Linked DNA regions of Homo sapiens: region 1 is linked to region 2. A link is an interaction called in ENCODE POLR2A ChIA-PET data of the cell type or tissue named here. Cell type or tissue: PC-9. All regions are shown on one strand. Links, peaks and the distances in the headings refer to the core of each region. The heading gives the core; the rest is flanking DNA. Region 1 holds the start of ATP5F1A (ATP synthase F1 subunit alpha). Region 2 has its middle 21 kb from the start of ARK2N.

Region 1 (8,322 bases), core at 1-8,000, 54 kb before region 2:
ATGAACCCAAAGCATTTCTGGAGACCTAGTGCAAAAGTATTCTTAAAAATTTGATTTTTAACAAAGCCTTTATAAAACTTACAAGCTTAAACAAATGCCAGCTTAGTGTGATCAAAGTACTGGTGAAAATGCTAATTACATATAAAGCATTTTGTTTAAAATGTCAAATGGGAAAGTAGCTTTTGATATATGTGAAAACCTTTTATACAGCTCCTAGTACACAGTAAACACTCGCATATTTTTAAAATGCAGTCTGTACTTTATTATTATTGTTTTTTTGAGACGGCTCACTGCATCCTCCACCTCCTAGTCTCAAGCGATTCTCAGCCTCCCGAGTAGCTGGGACTACAGGGGTGCGCCACCTCCACCAGGTTAATTTTTTATATTTTTAGTAGAGACGGGGTTTCACCATGCTGGCCAGGCTGGTCTCGAACTCCTGACCTCAAGTGATCCACCCGCCTTGGCCTCCCAAAGTGCTAGAACTATAGGCGTGAGCACCGCACCCGGCTTATTTTTTTTTCTTTTTTGGGACAGGGTCTCACTCTTGTCACCCAGGTCGGAGTGCAGTGGCTCAATCACGGCTCACTACAGCCTCGACTTCCTGGGCTCAGGTGATCCTCCCACCTCAGCCTCCCCAGTAGGTGGGATCACAGGAGTGCGCCACCTGGCCAGGCTAATTTTTGTACTTATTTTTTTTATAGAGACAGGATTTCATCATATTGCCCAGACTGGGCAGTAAATAAATATATATTTACTGGGCAGTAAATATATATATACACACACATTTTTTTTTTCCTTCTGAGACGGAGTCTCATTCTGTCACCCAAGCTGGAGTGCAGGGGCACGATCTTGGCTCATTGCAACCTTCACCTCCCAGGTTCAAGCGATTCTCATGCCTCGGCCTCCTGAGTAGCTGGGACTACAGGCGACCACCACCATGCCCGGCTAATTTTTTTATTTTTAGTAGAGACAGGGTTTCGCCATGTTGGCCAGGTTGATCTCGAACTCCTGACTTCAGGTGATGCACCCACCTTGGCCTCCCAAAGTGCTGGAATTACAGACGTCAGCCACTGCACCCGGCCTGGCAGTCAGTATTTTAAAAAGCAACTATTGGCAGGGCACGGTGGCTCATGCCTGTAATCCCAGCACTTTGGGAGGCCAAGGCGGGCGGATTACCTAAGGTCGGGAGTTGGAGACCAGCCTGACCAACATGGAGAAACCCCGTCTCTACTAGAAATACAAAATTAGCTGGGCGTGGTGGCACATGCCTGTAATCCCAGCTACTCGGGAAGCTGAGGCAGGAGAATCGCTTGAACCTGGGAGGCAGAGGTTGTGGTGAGCCAAGATCGCGCCACTGCACTCCAGCCTGGGCGACAAAAGCAAAACTCCGTCTCAAAAAAAAAAAAAAAAAGCAACTGTTAACAAAATGTAAGTGTCTTTCCCTTTAAAGGTACCCAATTTTTATTATTTTGACTTTAGATGTATTTTAATGGAGTTGCAGGAATTCTAAGATAAACAGCTTCCTACAAGGGGCAAAACTCAAAGTAGTTCCAATTTTACTTAAAAACAACAACAACAACAACGACAACAAGCGGCCGGGCACGACGGCTCATGCTTGTAATCCCAGCACTTCAGAAGGCCGAGGCGAGCGGATCACCTGACGTCAGGAGTTCAAGACCAGCCTAGCCAACATGGTGAAACCCCGTCTCTACGAAAAACTACAAAAAGTAGCAGGGCATGACGGCGGGTGCCTGTAATCCCAGCTACTCGGGAGGCTGAGGTGGGAGAATCACTTGATCCTGGGAGGCGGTGGTTGCAGTGGGCGGAGATCACGCCATTGCAATCCAGCCTGGGCGACTGAGCGAGACACCATCTCAAAAAAAAAAAAAAAAAAAAAAAACAAGCAAACAAAAACTGAATAAATGCTAGAGTTAGATTAGAAACCAAGAGTTGTGGCATGTGGACTTATTTTACTCTCTCAACAAATCCTGCAGCCACCTGGAACTTCCTTCAGTTTCTCCTTCAAGTTGTAATACTGCGACTGGTCACTGTCAATTCTGAAGCCTCTACCTTCCATAGGAGCTAGATGAAAACCGTTAAAAATGCTTTTTTGTTAACAGAAACCCAAGATGCTACCAGCGGTTGTTAAGGCAGCAAAACAGCCAACATGTTTATTTCACCTTTCAAATTGAGATTACTTTTAGAACAAAAAAAAAGTGTCAGTGTCAATGCGTTTACACTGAAATCATGTTAATTTCAAGGGAAACAAATAACGAAGGGTATTAATCCTTACAGCCATTTTCCAACCTTGTTCTCTTTTACTTGAATTCTCCATCACTAAAAATTACTCAAAACCAGGTGGAAAACTCAAGGACAAATTCTTTAAACACGTCCAAGTGCCACAAAGCACACACTCTGCCGGAGAGACAATTTAGAAACCAGCTTCACTGTTGTCACAGTGCTGGCCACATGAAATGGTTCTTTGCACCTGCAGGACGTTTTCACGGTCGTTTCGTATTCAGCACTAAGAGAAAGCCTACGTAAGTATTCCAAAAACCACCTTCATTTATTCCTTTCCTCTAAACTGAGCTCCAGGCAGAGGTGAAATGCTGGGCCTGCTGACCTTCACACAATGTCAGACTCCACTGACTAGCTTCAACAAGAGCTGACAGCAGTTTTCTGACCTTCAGCGGGACGCGACCCTAAGAATCGAAAGAGAGGAACCTCACCGATTCAGAACAGGCCTCGGAGAGCTAGCGCCCAAGCCCTGACCTTCACCCAAGATCCCCCTTCTAGGGCCGCTGTCAGCCGAAGACAGGAATCTTGAGGCCCTGTCTCTGGACACCATCGAGTTAACTGTCTGCCCTGTACCATTCTGCCTCTGCGCAGGTGACGAGCAAAAGGGCACCTGTGTCGCCTGCTCTGTCCAGCCGGAGAAGCCACGGGTGCAAGATGGCGGCATTCGCCACAGCCCCTCGCCCTCCTGCAGAGAGCGCCCGAGCCGGCGCACCACCACCCTGCAGCCCCACCCGGCCGCCTGCATCATGCCGGCCTTCGGTGCTCACCAGTCCGGCCCGCCGAGGAAGGGCGCGGACCACGGCCGCAGCAACGCGCACGGACAGCATCTTTGCAGTTACTCCGCAGGCGGTACTTCTGCAGCCGCAGCCTCCGGACTGACTGGGACAAAATGGCCGAGCCGCAAAGAAGGTCAAGACAGCCGGCCCACCTGACCCGGAAGTACTGCCCCTCGCGTTCACCACCTCTCCCCCCGCCCCCGCCGCCACTCTGCATTTTTTGGCAGGTTACTTATTTTTTTATGTAACATTTTTAAGTTTAAACCTCAAAATGAATGATTAGATATATTCCGGCTTTGGTCCTGGCATTCGTTATACATTTATTTTGGTCTTTTGAGTCGACCTTGTGGTTGCCCCGGGTGACCACGTGGGTAGCTGAATCTGCTAAGCAGCAGTTCCCAGGCCCCATCTGGTGCTAGAGGATGAGGGCCTCACCCGTCTGGGGTCGCGGCTGTCTTGAGGACCAGGGCGATTAATAGTGTCGGTAGTGTTAGACCGTGGTTTAGCACGAGTAGCAACAGTGAACAGCTAAACCCCGGGACTGGCCACCAGCAGGGAGCCTCCCACGGAGCCCGTTAATCTGCAGATCTTAGCCCCACTTCAGACCCTCTGAGTCGAAAATTCGGGGCAATCTGAATTTTTAACAAACACCAGCACCGTTCCACGTGATCCGATCTGCGCTCAGGTTAAAGATTCCCAGCTTTTTTAGATTCATTCTAAAAGAATCCTGTCAGTGAATTAGAGCAAACTGTTTAAAAATCCTGATAACCGGGGGAGGGGAGCATCAAGATAAATAGCTAATACATGCGGAGCTTAATACCTAGGTGATGGGATGATAGTTACAGCAAACCACCATGGCACACATTTACCTGTGTAACAAACCTGCACGTCCTGGACATGTATTCCGGAACTTTAAATTAAAAAAAATATATCAACAATCACAAGGAGGCCTAGAAGAGTCATTGCCAATCCTACTGAGAATTGTCCAGAATCAGAAGTTTACACCAGGATAGGACGAGGACTCGCTTTTTCCTCTGCCAACATCTAGTTCATGCTATTGGGAACTCTGCTTCTTCATTTGGAGTCAAAGGGAGATGATGAAAAAACACTTTCTATGCTTACCTGGATGGGCTTTTTTTTTTTCTCCACAGAATTACCATACTGAGATTTTTGTGATATATGCAAGATTTGTGTGTGTGTGTGATGCTGGTTATTATTATGTCATAGTGGACACTTATTAACGTTGCCTTCACTTTTCTTTTTTTTTTATTTATTTATTTTATTTTATTTAAGACAGGGTCTCACTCTGTTGCCCAGGAAAGAGTGCAGTGGGTTTATCACCATTCATTGCAGCCTGGAACTCCTGGGCTGGAGCAATCCTCTGACCTCAGCCTGTGCCCCTGTGGTCCCACCACCATGCCTGGCTAATTTTTTTGTAAAGACGGCGGTGGTGGGCAGGGCGTGGGGGGAGGTCTCTCTATGTTGCCCAGGCTGGTCTCGAACTCCTGGCTTCAAGTGATCCTTCCTCCTCAGCCTCTGCGCTGGGCCCGCTTTTCACCGTTTGGAGAAGCATTTTCAGTTCCATCCCCCAAATCCTGGCTTACACCTAGAACCTGAATTTTGGTGAGGCAAATAAATATCCGGGCTACAAGGGTCATCTCCTGAAACATGGCTTGTAAACACGTGATTAGCCATCCTTTTCTCTAGTATCCTACTCTTTTCAAGGTAAGCCATGGGAAAATAGAGCAGCAGTTCTCCTGGGAATCAGGGGTACAAAAAGGCTGTCCAAGCCAGGCGCAGTGGCTCACGCCTGTAATCCCAGCACTTTGGGAGGCTGAGGCGGGTGGATCACCTGAGGTCAGGAGTTCGAGACCAGCTTGGCCAACATGGCAAAACCCCATCTCTACTAAAAATACAAAAATTAGCCCGGCATGGGGGCGGGCACCTGTAATCCCAGCTACTGGGGAGGCTGAGGCAGGAGAATTGCTTTAACCCGGGAGGCAGAAGTTGCAGTGAGCCCCAGATTGCACCACTGTCCTCCAGCCTGGGCAATAAAAGTGAAACTCCATCTAAAAAAAAAAAAAAAAAAAAAGAAAGAAAAAAAGAAAAGAAAAAGAAAAAGGCTGTCCAAGTAAAATAAAATACAGAGACAAATCTATAAATTTAAAACATTTGGGAAGCAATAATTGCCATTCAGGGCATACACACAAACAGGGTGGTCTTTGGTACGTCAGAAGAACAAACAGATGGTTAGAGGTTTTATTTTTGTAAAAGAGAAATATAGCCAGGAACAGTGGCTCATGCCTGTAATCCCAACACGTTGGGAAGCCAAGATGAGAGGTTCACTTGAGCCCAGGAGTTTGGGAGTGCAGTGAGCTGTGATCACACCGGAACACTCCAGCCTGGGCAACAAAGCAAGACCCTATATCAAAACAAACAACAAAAAAAGAGAACTGTTGTATATTGTTCTTTAAGAAAGTTCATTGTCACTAGTAAGGTTTTGGGGAGCTGGCAAGTTTTGATTGGCAAGTAATGGCAACTAGGTAAAACGATCCTTAGAGTCACTGCAGGTTGTTTTTAGCAGCTAATTAGATAAAACTGGTTTAGGTCAGCCGGGCACGGTGGCTCACGCCTGTAATCCCAGCGCTTTGGGAGGCCGAGGCGGGTGGATCACCTGAGGTCAGGAGTTCAAGACCAGCCTGACCAACATGATGAAACCCCGTCTCTGCTAAAAATACAAAAATTGGCTGGGTATGTTGGCGGGTGCCTGTAATCCCAGCTACTTGGGAGGCTGAGGCAGGAGAATCACATGAACCTGGAGGCAGAGGTTGCAGTGAGCCAAAATCATGCCATTGCATTCCAGCCTGGGCGACAGAGTGAGACTCCATCTCAAAACAAACAAACAAAAAAACTGGTTTAGGTTATAGCGGGCAGTTTCAGCAGCCAGGCTTACAGATAATTACATTTTTGGAGCAATGTTATGTGCCCTGAGTGCTTTTTTTTCCCTTTACCTCTTGACACTGTTTTAGTTGGGGATGACAAGAATGACCCAATCAACTTTCACAAGCTAACAGGAAAAAATATCGTTTCTAAAAACAACAAGGCCGGGCATGGTGGCTCACGCATGTAATCCTAGCACATTGGGAGGCCAAGGCAGGCAGATCGCCTGAGGTCAGGAGTTCAAGACCAGCCTGGCCAACATGGCAAAACCCCGTCTCTACTAAAAAATCAAAAATTAGCTGGGGGTGGTGGTGCACACCTGTAACCCCAGCTACTCAGGAGGCTGAGGAAGGAGAATCGCTTGAATCCAGGAGGTGAAGGTTGCAGTGAGCCAGGTGGAGGTTGCAGTGAGCCAAGATTGCGCCTCTGCACTTCAGTATGCGCGACAGGAGTGAGACTATCTCAAAACAACAACAACAATAACAACAAAATTAGCCGGCATGGTGGCTCACACCTGTAATCCCAGCACTTTGGGAGGCTGAAGCAGGTTGATCACTTGAAGTCAGGAGTTCAAGATGAGTCTGGCCAACATATCGAGATCCCTGCACCCCCTGCCCCATCTTTAGCTGGGCATGGTGGCACATGCCTGTAATCCCAGCTATTTAGGAGGCTGAGGCACGAGAATCACTTAAACCTGGGAGATGGAGGTTGCAGTGACCACTGCACTCCAGCTTGGGCAACACAGTGAGATTCTGTCTGAAAAAAAAAAAAAGGCCGGGCATGGTGGCTCATGCCTGTAATCCCAGCACGTTGGGAGGCTGAGGTGGGCGGATCACGAGGTCAGGAGATCGAGACCATCCTGGCTAACATGGTGAAACCCTGTCTCTACTAAAAGTACAAAAAATTAGCCGGGTGTGGTGGCGGGCACCTGTAGTCCCAGCTACTCGGGAGGCTGAGGCAGGAGAATGGCGTGAACCCGGGAGGCGGAGCTTGCAGTAAGCCGAGATTGCTCAACTGCACTCCAGCCTAGGCAACAGCACAAGACTCCCTCTCAAAAAAAAAAAAAAATTGCAGGGATATTTTGTAAAATTTGTAGTGATAAAAGTGGACAAAAGACATAAAGATAACTTTTTTTGCCCCATACTGAAGGGCTGCACCAGTTTATCTGAAATTTGGTTACAGAGCAGAGATATATTTAGTTTTTGTTTTTTTTTGTTTTTTGTGGTGGATTCTCACTCTGTCGCCCAGGCTGGAGTGCAGTGTCTCAATCTCAGCTCACTGCAAACTCTGCCTCCAGGGTTCAAGTGATTCTCTTGCCTCAGCCTCCCAAGTGGCTGGGATTACAGGCACGTGCCACCATGCCTGGCTAATTTTTGTATTTTTAGTAGAGATGGGGTTTTGCCATGTTGGTCAGGCTGGTCTTGAACTCCGGACCTCAGGTGATCCACCTGCCTCGGCCTCCCAAAGTGCTGAGAATATAGGTGTGAGGCACCGCATCCAGCCAGAGCAGAGATATGTTTGAAGCAAAAAGAATAAGCAAGACAGGCTGGGTGTGGTGCCTCATGCTTGTAATCCCAGCACTTTGAGAGGCCCAAGTGGGAGCATCACTTGGGGCCAGGAGTTCAAAAACAGCCTGGGCAACATAGTGAGACCCTCTTTCTACAAAAAATACAAAAAGTTAGCTGGGTGTGGTGGTGCACGCCTATAGTCCCAGCTACTAAGGAGGCTGAAGCGGGAGGATTGCTTGAGCCCAGGAGTTCAAGGTTGCAGTGAACTGTGATCACCACTATACTCCAGCTTGGACGAAAGAGCAAGACCCTGTCTCTAAAAATAAAATAAAATAAATAATAAATAAGCTTGGCTTGCTAGTAAGTTTCCTTTGAAAAGAAAATCATTTTAGGCTGGGTGTGTTGGCTCACACCTGTAATCCTAGCTCTTTGAGAGGCCGAGGCAGGCAGATCACTTGAGGTCAGGAGTTTGAGACCAGCCTGATCAACGTGGTGAAACCCCCCGTTCTACTAAAAATAAAAAAATTATCCCTGCATGCTAGCACAAGCCTGTAATCCCAGCTACTAGAGAGGATGAGACAGGAGAATTGCTTGAGCCTGGGGACGGGGGTTGGAGGTCGCAGTGAGCCAAGATCATGTCACTCTGCACTCCAGCCTAAGCGACAGAGAAACACTCCATCTCAAAAAGAAAAGAAAAGGTCGGGCGCAGTGCCTGTAATCCCAGCACTTTGGGAGGCCAAGGCGGGCGGATCACCTGAAGTCAGGAGTTCGAGACCAAGCTGGCCAACCTGATGAGATCC
Region 2 (8,328 bases), core at 194-8,193:
TGCCCGGCGCTCTGCTAGGCACTAGATAAAACATTGAGCCAAACTGAAGTAGTTCCCTGCCCTCAAGAACTTTACACCCAAAATGACCCAGATCCTGTTAACTACCCGAAGTCTGGTATTTATGCCAGTAAACACAGAGAGAAGTGTTATGGCCTACTCTCTCACCCCAATCCCAAACAAACCCCATAACCTAACCCTGCAGCTCACTCCTTCCTAGGACATTCAATCACTTGTTAGGATCATGTTTGAAGGGCAGGGGGCCGTTGACATATATAATTTTAGCCACCAGAGGGCAGTCATATCTTTAAGATACTTTCAAAGTGAAGGGGAAAAGGACAAAACCAGTCCTTCAAAGGCTATCCCTGGGATTCTGGGGCCAAAGTCAAATCACATGGTAAGATTCGCTCCCAAAAGGACAAGCCTAGCACTCAAACCACTCTCCTACTTTAGGCCTGGGGATTGCACTCATTTAGCATGAGGCTCTGGTCCCTTGAGGGGAGGATGATACATGAAATCTGACAGAAGCCTTGATGAAATAGATCAGAGGGTTGGGTGCCACTCACGCCCGGAATCCCAGCACTTTGGGAGACCAAGGTGGGTGGATCACCTGAGGTCAGGAGTTCGAGACCAGCCTGGCCAACATGGTGAAACCCTGTCTCTACTAAATATACAAAAAGTAGCCAGGCGTGGTGGTGGATGCCTGTAATCCTAGCTATTCGGGAGGCTGAGGCAGGGAGAATTGCTTGAACCTGTGACGCGGAGCTTGCAGTGAGCCAAGATAGCGCCACTGCACTCCAGCCTGGGCAACAGAGCGAGACTCCATCTCAAAAAAACAAACAAACAAAAACAAAACAAAAAACACACAAACAGAGGGTCTCCTAACCAAAGCAAATATTTCAGAGCATGTAAACTACACAGGAAGTCCTAGAGGGAGGGGCCAGGGACCCACAGTACTCACTGAAGAGAGTCCCTCAATGAGCTTATTTTATTTTATTTTGTTTTTTATTTTATGAGACAAGGTCTCACTCTTTTATCCAGGCTAGAGTGTGTGATCATGGCTCACTGCAGCCCAGGCTCAAGAGATCCTCCCACCTCAGCCTCCTGAGTAGCTGGGATTATAGGTTATTGCCACCATGCCCGGCTACTTTTTGTATTTTTTGCAGAAATGGGGTTTCGTCATGTTCCCCAGGCTGGTCTCAAATTCCTGGGCTCAAGCGATCCACCCTCCTTGACCTCTCACAGCACCCGGCCCTAAATGAGCATTTATTGAGCAATATCTATTCAACAACAAGTTCTGTACTTGGGCTAGAGAGAAATAGACTTGCTCTGGTGCAAAGAGAAGACTCACTTACACAACATAATGAGAAAGCAAATGAAAGACAATCCTGAGCCAAGCAGTGTCTAGCCAGGATGCCCCTTCCCTCCATTCCCAGGGAAGCACACTGAGAGGCACCCAGGATGCCAGTTGTTTAGACACAGCATGCAGCCTTCAGGGAGTGTTGCCGGCTTGGGAATGCTGCCAGAAGCCCCCAGCCCTTCTCCTTCCTCTACCTAGCCTGGTGTGTGGGATCTATTTCCAGTCTTTGGTGTTTGTGTTTGTTTTGTGTTTTTTACTTATTTATGTATTTATTTTGCTTATCAGAAGTGTTTTATCAAAGGCCTACATTTCCTCCCCAGTCTGAGGCTTGAGCAGCTTTGTCAAAATTAAGCAAGAGAGATTTTCAGGCTCTACCCAGCCTCCTCCCACCTCCACATCAATGAATGCAGAGCCTTATTCTGACTTGAATGAGAATAAGTGAAGGGAAGGATATATAGGAAGGAAAATGGTTTAAAAATCGCAAAAATGGCCGGGCTCGGTGGCTCACACCTGTAATCCCAGCACTTTGGGAGGCCAAGGCAGGCAGATCACGAGGTCAAGAGTTCAAGACCAGCCTGACTAATATGGTGAAACCCCGTCTCTACTAAAAATACAAAAATTAGCTGAGCGTGGTGCAAGCCTGTAGTCCCAGCTACTCAGGAGGCTGAGGCAAGAGAATCGCTTGAACCCTTGAGGCAGAGGTTGCAGTGAGCCAAGATTGTGCCATTGCACTCCAGCCTGGGTTACAGAGCAAGACTCCATCTCAAAAATAAAATAAAATAAAAAATCTCAAAAACCTGCTTCTCCCACAGGGCTGTGAGAATGCACATCCTTAGCCCAAATCTGGCATATGGTCAGAACTCAATGAGTGTCAATTATGGGCTCACAATCCCTTACTGGAATTTCCAAAGCCCCCAAAGCTCTAAAACCCAAAGGTTTTTCATAATTCATTTGACAAAACCTGATCTGACCTGAATTCATTTGGCAGCAGAACCTCACCTGAACCCCCATTTTGGTCTACTGCAGAACTCTAAGGCGTGTGACTCCTGGGTGTTCCTCCAGGCGCTGCTTGGGGGTATTATGTTTATGGTATAAGCACCTGATTACCTATCTGAAATCTGGAACATTCTGAATTCTGAAATGTAACTGGCCCCAGGGACCTGTTTCTATAAGAAACCTAGGTTCTAGATGTTGTTTCTGCTGTTACCTAGCTGTGTGACATTAGATGTGGTAGACAGACCCTAGAATGGCCCTAAAATTTCCCATCTGCTACTTTTCATGTTATTTATTTATTTATTTATTTTTGAGGTGGAGCCTAGCCATGTCGCCCAGGCTGGAGTGCAGTGGTGTGATTTCAGCTCACTGCCACCTCCACCTCCCGAGTTCAAGCAATTCTCCTGCCTCAGCCTCCCGAGTAGCTGGGATTACAGGTGTGCACCACCACGCCCAGCTAATTTTTGTATTTTTAGTAGAGACAGGGTTTCACTGTGTTGACCAGGCTGGTCTCGAACTCCTGACCTCGTGATCCACCCACCTCGGCCTCCCAAAGTGCTGGAATTACAAGCGTGAGCCACCACACCTGGCCTATTTATTTATTTTTCAAGACAGAGTCTTGCTCTGTCGCCCAGGCTGGAGTGCAGTGGTGCAATCTCAGCTCACTGCAACCTCCACCTCCCAGGTTCAAGCAATCCTCCTGCCTCAGTCTCCCAAGTAGCTGGGATATAATCCCCTCCCTTGGAATGTGGGTGGGACACATTCAAATTTTGTGTGACTTGATTCTCACAAACAGAATATGGCAAAGGTAAAGAAATTTTGAAGATGTAATTAGGGTCTCAAATCTGTTGATTTCATTTCATCAAAAGGGAGATCATCTGGGTGAGCCTGACTCAATCAGTTAAAAGCCTTAAAAGGCTTTTAAGGACTGGCCCCTCCCTGAGGTTAGAGACTCTCTCTCAGTTATTGGCTTTGAAGAAACTGACCTGCTATGAGAAGACCTATGGAAAGAGCCACTTGGCAAGGAAGAGGGGGCAGCATTTAGTTGCGAGAACATTCGGCTGACCACCAGCAAGAAAATGGGTACTTCGGTCCTACAGCTGCAAGAAGATGGATTCTGCCAACAGCCTGAGGGAGCCTGGAAGCAGGTCTTTCCCTGCTTGAGCCTCTGATGAGACTCCAGCCCCAGCTGACACCTTGATTTCAGCCTGGGGAAACCATGGAGCAGAGGAGGCAGCTAAGCTGAGCTCAGGTTCCTGACCCATAGAAATGACGCTAAGTATGTGCTATTTTAATCTGCTATATGACAATCATTTTTAGATGATTTGTGGGCAACACAGAAAGCCAGTACATTAGGGAAGTCTCTTAACCTCCCTGGGTCCCAGTTGTGCATCTGTAAATTAGGGAAATGGTTGAACCGGGTCACACCTAGGAGCCTCTCAGGCTCTAGCTTTTGGAGACTCTGTATGGGCAGATGCTGAGTGCTGCACCGTTGTGAGAAGGAAGAATCGTTCTCTAATGGGTGAGCAGGCTAGTGCTCTCATGTGGGGGGCTGTGGGTGCCAAGGAGGTGTGTCGTTGAGGTGGCTGCTGCAAAATGCAGACAGCTGAGGACTCACCCTGAGTCCTTGATGACCCATCTGCCAGCAGGCTAGACGCTGACCACAACTGGCACCACGCCTGGCTGCAGAGGCGATCAGCTTTCAAGAGCAGGAAAAACAAATGTCCTCTTTCCCCTGCTCTGTAAGGGACGTGCAACCATGCTGGGCATCCATCCCCACCTCTGTTAATTTACTGGGGGGCAAAGGGTCCACTCTGCAATCTTCCTCCCATGATACCTAAAACTCTTGGGCTTGTGACCTCTAGGACTGCCCTGGGGAGCTCCTGGGAAGCTGAGTCAGGGAGGGCATCAGGTTTCCTGCTAGCTCTTGGCACACTTCTGAAGTAGGTGAGCTTGTGCTTCTGTGCTGTCCCACCCAGCCGGTCTGCCAGGTCTCTCTGCTTCCCACACCCGCTGCCGCCTGCCCCAGGGGCCCGGACCACCAACACACCCCAGAGGTGGGGCACCCACTGTCTGCCTTCCCTCCCCCAATACTCCCTCACACACAGCTGACACGCTCATCTGACTGGCTAAAGGGATTGTCCCTTATTAAATTCCTTGGGGGATGATCTCATTAAGCCTTGTTATGGGTCACTTCTATTTCAGGGAGAATAAATTTGCTGCAATCTATGGGCAGCTAGTTAATTGAAACCTGAGGAAGGGGCTGGGGGAGGGGAGGGCACGGGTGAGGGGGTGGAGCGAGCCTGAAAGTGTGGGAAGTGCCTGGCCTGGTGAGAGCTGAGAGCTGGCTGGGAGGAGGCTGAAGGTGCACATGAGGGTAGCCGATAAGGAGGAGGCCACAGGCAGTGGAGGGAGAGGGGAGACAAAAGCAGGTGTCAGCTGCAGCCTGATGCAGGGAGATAGCCTCCTAACTGCCTCCCAGGCCTCTGTGCTCAGCCCTGCCCCAACATATGAGTCCAGGCCAGCACAAAGTGATAAGCACCTAGGCCAGGATGTAGCAACAGAGATGGAAAAGAAGGAGATATGAGAGAACTTGGAAACAAATTTGATACAGGGATGAAGGAGAGGAGAGGAAAAAACCCAAGATGACCTTTAAAGATGCTTGGAGAATGGGGAGAGGCGCCAGCCGGAGCACAAGCCCAACACAGGCCTCTGAGCAATGCCAAGTTTACTGCTCTGCTGTTTAAAGAATCCTTCTTCACCCATTTCCGAAAAAATGTTTCCTATCTCCGGTTTTCTGGCTCTTCAGCCATTCATCTATTCATGCAAGCATTCATTCGGTTCGTCAGAATGGAGACCTTACGTAGCACTCTATCAGCCCCTCTGCTGAATACCGGCAATGCAAATATAGACAAATAGATTTTATAGGCTAAGCGTCGTGAGTCCACCCAGAGCAGTTAGCCACTCCCAGGAGCTCTTTTCCTTCCATTCCCTCTTTTCCAACAGTTGTGTTGATTTTCAGGATAGCTGCTGCAGAGAAGAGAATTCAAAGATGGAGGAAGGTTTTGTGTTGGGGATCTAAAGCCAAAGGAACTTGTGACTTTTGGTCATGCTGAGAGACAGGTGACCACTAATTGTGTAGCCCTTGGCTGGTCTCTGTCTTTTTGAGACTGAGTTTCGCTCTTGTTGCCCAGGCTGGAGTGCAGTGGCACGATCTCGGCTTACTGCAACCTCTGCCTCCCAGTTTCAAGCAATTCTCCTGCCTCAGCCTCCCAAGTAGCTGGGACTACCGGCATCCATCACCATGTTGGCCAGGCTGGTCTCGAGTTCCTGACCTCAGGTGATCCACCTTGCCTGGTCTCTTAATGCTCTTAGCCTGAATTTTATCATCTGTAAAAGGAGAAATAGGCTTAGATGATTTTAGAAAACTCTTCTACTTTGTATCTATGTTCTTGTTTTATGGATGTGAAAGTACTCTGAAAAGTTTGATTTCTACGCAGATGTGAGGTAGTTCTTTATTTCAGAAAGCAATAACAATGCGAGTGCCCACAGGGTGGATATGGGTTGTGAAATGGAAACTCCATCCCCTACTTCTTGCTTCCCTGTGGAGGGGTCTCTATTGGAGCCACATTCCTGGAGTCTCTCTGGCCTGACTCTCCCGGCAAGAAGAATGGTTCCCATCCGGTAATATTTTCTCCACCCAATATTTTACCTGAAATGTCACCAGGAAATATTAATCCCCATGGATCTCATGTCAGCTGCCCTCCTTTATATTTCAAGACCATGGTGGGAGGTAGAGCATGAAACCAGATCACCTTCTGGTGTGAAGATTTCAAGGGAGAAGTTGAGGTGGGAAGCCTCACCAGGTATTCTCTTTAGGACTTGCCTGAGAGTAGATTCTGGGCTGCTCAGACAGGGCAGCGCTCCTGTGACTGGTTGAATAGTCTGTCTACATTTGCTGTGACAGGAATGGGATAGGAAGTTCATGGAGGCTGCTCATTTGCACCGTGTCCCCCAATCCAGCTTTGATCTGCCATAAAGTTGACATTTAAGTGTTCGCCTGTTTCCTGCATCTTATTTTTTAGTTGCTTCCAAACTTGAGGAGAGAAAGAGAAAGGGTTATTTATTACACAGGCCCCAACCCTAGCAAGAGAAAAAAAAAAAATCACAGTCCACGTTATAAGTCTTCCTTGGGATTTTGTTCTTTTTTTCTTTTTTCGAGACAGGGTCTCACTCCGTCATCCACACTGGAGTGCAGCTATATGATCTGGGCTCACTGCAGCCTCCACCTCCCAGATTCAAGCGATTCTCCCACTTCAGCCTCCCGAGTATCTGGGATTACAGGTGCCCGCCACCATGCCCAGCTAATTTTTAGTATTTTTAGTACGGATGGGGTTTTGCAATGTTGGCCAGGTTGGTCTCGAACTCCTGACCTCAAGTGATCCACCTGCCTTGGCCTCCCAAAGTGCTGGGATTACAGGAGTGTGCCACCACACCCGGCTAATTTTTGTATTTTTAGTGGAGACAGGGTTTCACCATGTTGGCCAGGCTTGTCTCAAAGGAGATTTTTTTCTTTTTTCTAAATTCCTCCCTTACCCTTGCCTTCTCCACATCCAAATGAGTATCAGCCTCTGGGCACTCATTCCCAAAATGACCTAGTCCTTTCATTCCACTGTGACATCTTTCCAGAATGCTTTTCCTCTTCTCTATGAGGCAAAATTCTTGTCATTCTTAGAGTCATGGCTCAGAGTTCTCCCCCTCAGTGAGTCAATCCTTCTCAAGGAGCTCAGGCTGAGTTTGCAGCTTCCTTGTCTCAGTTTCTAGGACTCTATTCTATTATGCTATCACTAGTCCTAATGGGAGGCGACCTCATGCCCGTCTTACCCAATAGAGCAGACTAGGTTGAGTGCTGTACCTGGAAGTTCCTCTGGCCACATCTATGTCTTCTTAGAACTATTGTGTCTGGGGTTTCCTGGGTGGGGAAGGCAAATGAAACCTCAGCAATGACTGGTATGAATTCTCCTGCCAGGTGGGGGCCTTAAAGTAGAAATCAAATTGATTTCTAGGAAATGAAGAAAGTGATGTTTCTTGCATACTTGAGTTGGAGGGCTAGAGTATTATTCACTGCAAATAAATTCTGACCTTGTTTTTTCATGAAATGTTGCTCTCCTTCTCACTCTTCCACCCTAGAAATTTTGTCAAGGCTTGAATCAGTCCAGAATTTACTCTATTGTTCCCTTACCTGTTGCTTGGAATGTGACCGTTTGGGGAGTGTGTTTTGTTTTGTTTTGTTCTGAGACAGAGTCTTGCTCTGTTGCCCAGGCTGCAGTGCAGTTGTGCGATCTTGGCTCACTGCAACTCTGCTTCCTGGGTTCAAGCGATTTCCTGCTAATTTTGTTTTTTTTTATTTTTAGTAGAAAAAGCATTTCACCATATTGGCTAGGCTGGTCTTGGACTCCTGACCTCAAGTAAACTGGCTGGCCTTGGCCTCCCAAAGTGCTAGGATTACAGGCATGAGCCACCACACCTGGCCTGGGGAGTGTTTTACCATTCCTGAGACTAGATGGTGACAGGTTCTTACAACAGCCTGAGCAAAGCCTGACACAGAGGGGGAACCCCTTCAGTGGATGGGTCCTTCCTGCCACAGACTAAATGTAAATAAAGTCCTTCTGCTGTGTCTTCAGTGAGGATGGAGAACAGAGGGCTGCTCAAGGTCAAGTTGTATACTTGGAGGCTGGAGAAGAAGCCCCACACAGAGAAAGCCCAGGTGAGCTGAGCAGGACAGGAAGGATCCTCCGAGACCTGCAGATCATGCCACCAACCAGCACCAGGCCTACATCCAAGGAGCGCAGGGTATCCAGGAAGAACATCAGGCCGTACTCTCTCTCAGGCTAGACCAGTCACTTCTATTCCAAAGAAGACTTCTCAGGGCTGGAAGCATCCCCTCCCCTCTGTAGTCCCTCTCTTGTGCTTGCTGC

The links. Peaks named below come from ENCODE experiments on the same cell type or tissue, not always from the same donor. Only the 100,000 strongest peaks of a DNase experiment are listed, where the experiment ranks them.
Region 1: POLR2A ChIA-PET joins it to region 2 with 27 read pairs; 8 of 35 experiments call an interaction of 5 or more read pairs at or near these places.

Annotation. Positions count from the first base shown.
Region 1 is chr18:46,095,107-46,103,428 of GRCh38, forward strand. It overlaps ATP5F1A (ATP synthase F1 subunit alpha), which reads right to left and starts at 3,190. Exons shown (of 12, transcript NM_004046.6): 1 at 3,066-3,190; 2 at 1-25. The coding sequence starts at 3,125. RefSeq lists enhancers at 2,556-2,615, 2,590-3,789, 2,706-2,855. In PC-9, for the core only: no CTCF peak of the experiment used is centred there; a DNase peak (open chromatin) is centred at 3,175; H3K4me3 peaks cover 2,966 bases; H3K27ac peaks cover 1,683 bases.
Region 2 is chr18:46,148,647-46,156,974 of GRCh38, forward strand. No RefSeq gene overlaps it. Among named protein-coding and RNA genes, the nearest start is that of ARK2N, 21 kb to the right of the region's middle. RefSeq lists a silencer at 7,239-7,445. In PC-9, for the core only: CTCF peaks have their summits at 298 (motif pointing right) and 502; DNase peaks (open chromatin) are centred at 315, 1,265, 4,345, 7,155 and 1 weaker place; H3K4me3 peaks cover 1,189 bases; H3K27ac peaks cover 6,110 bases.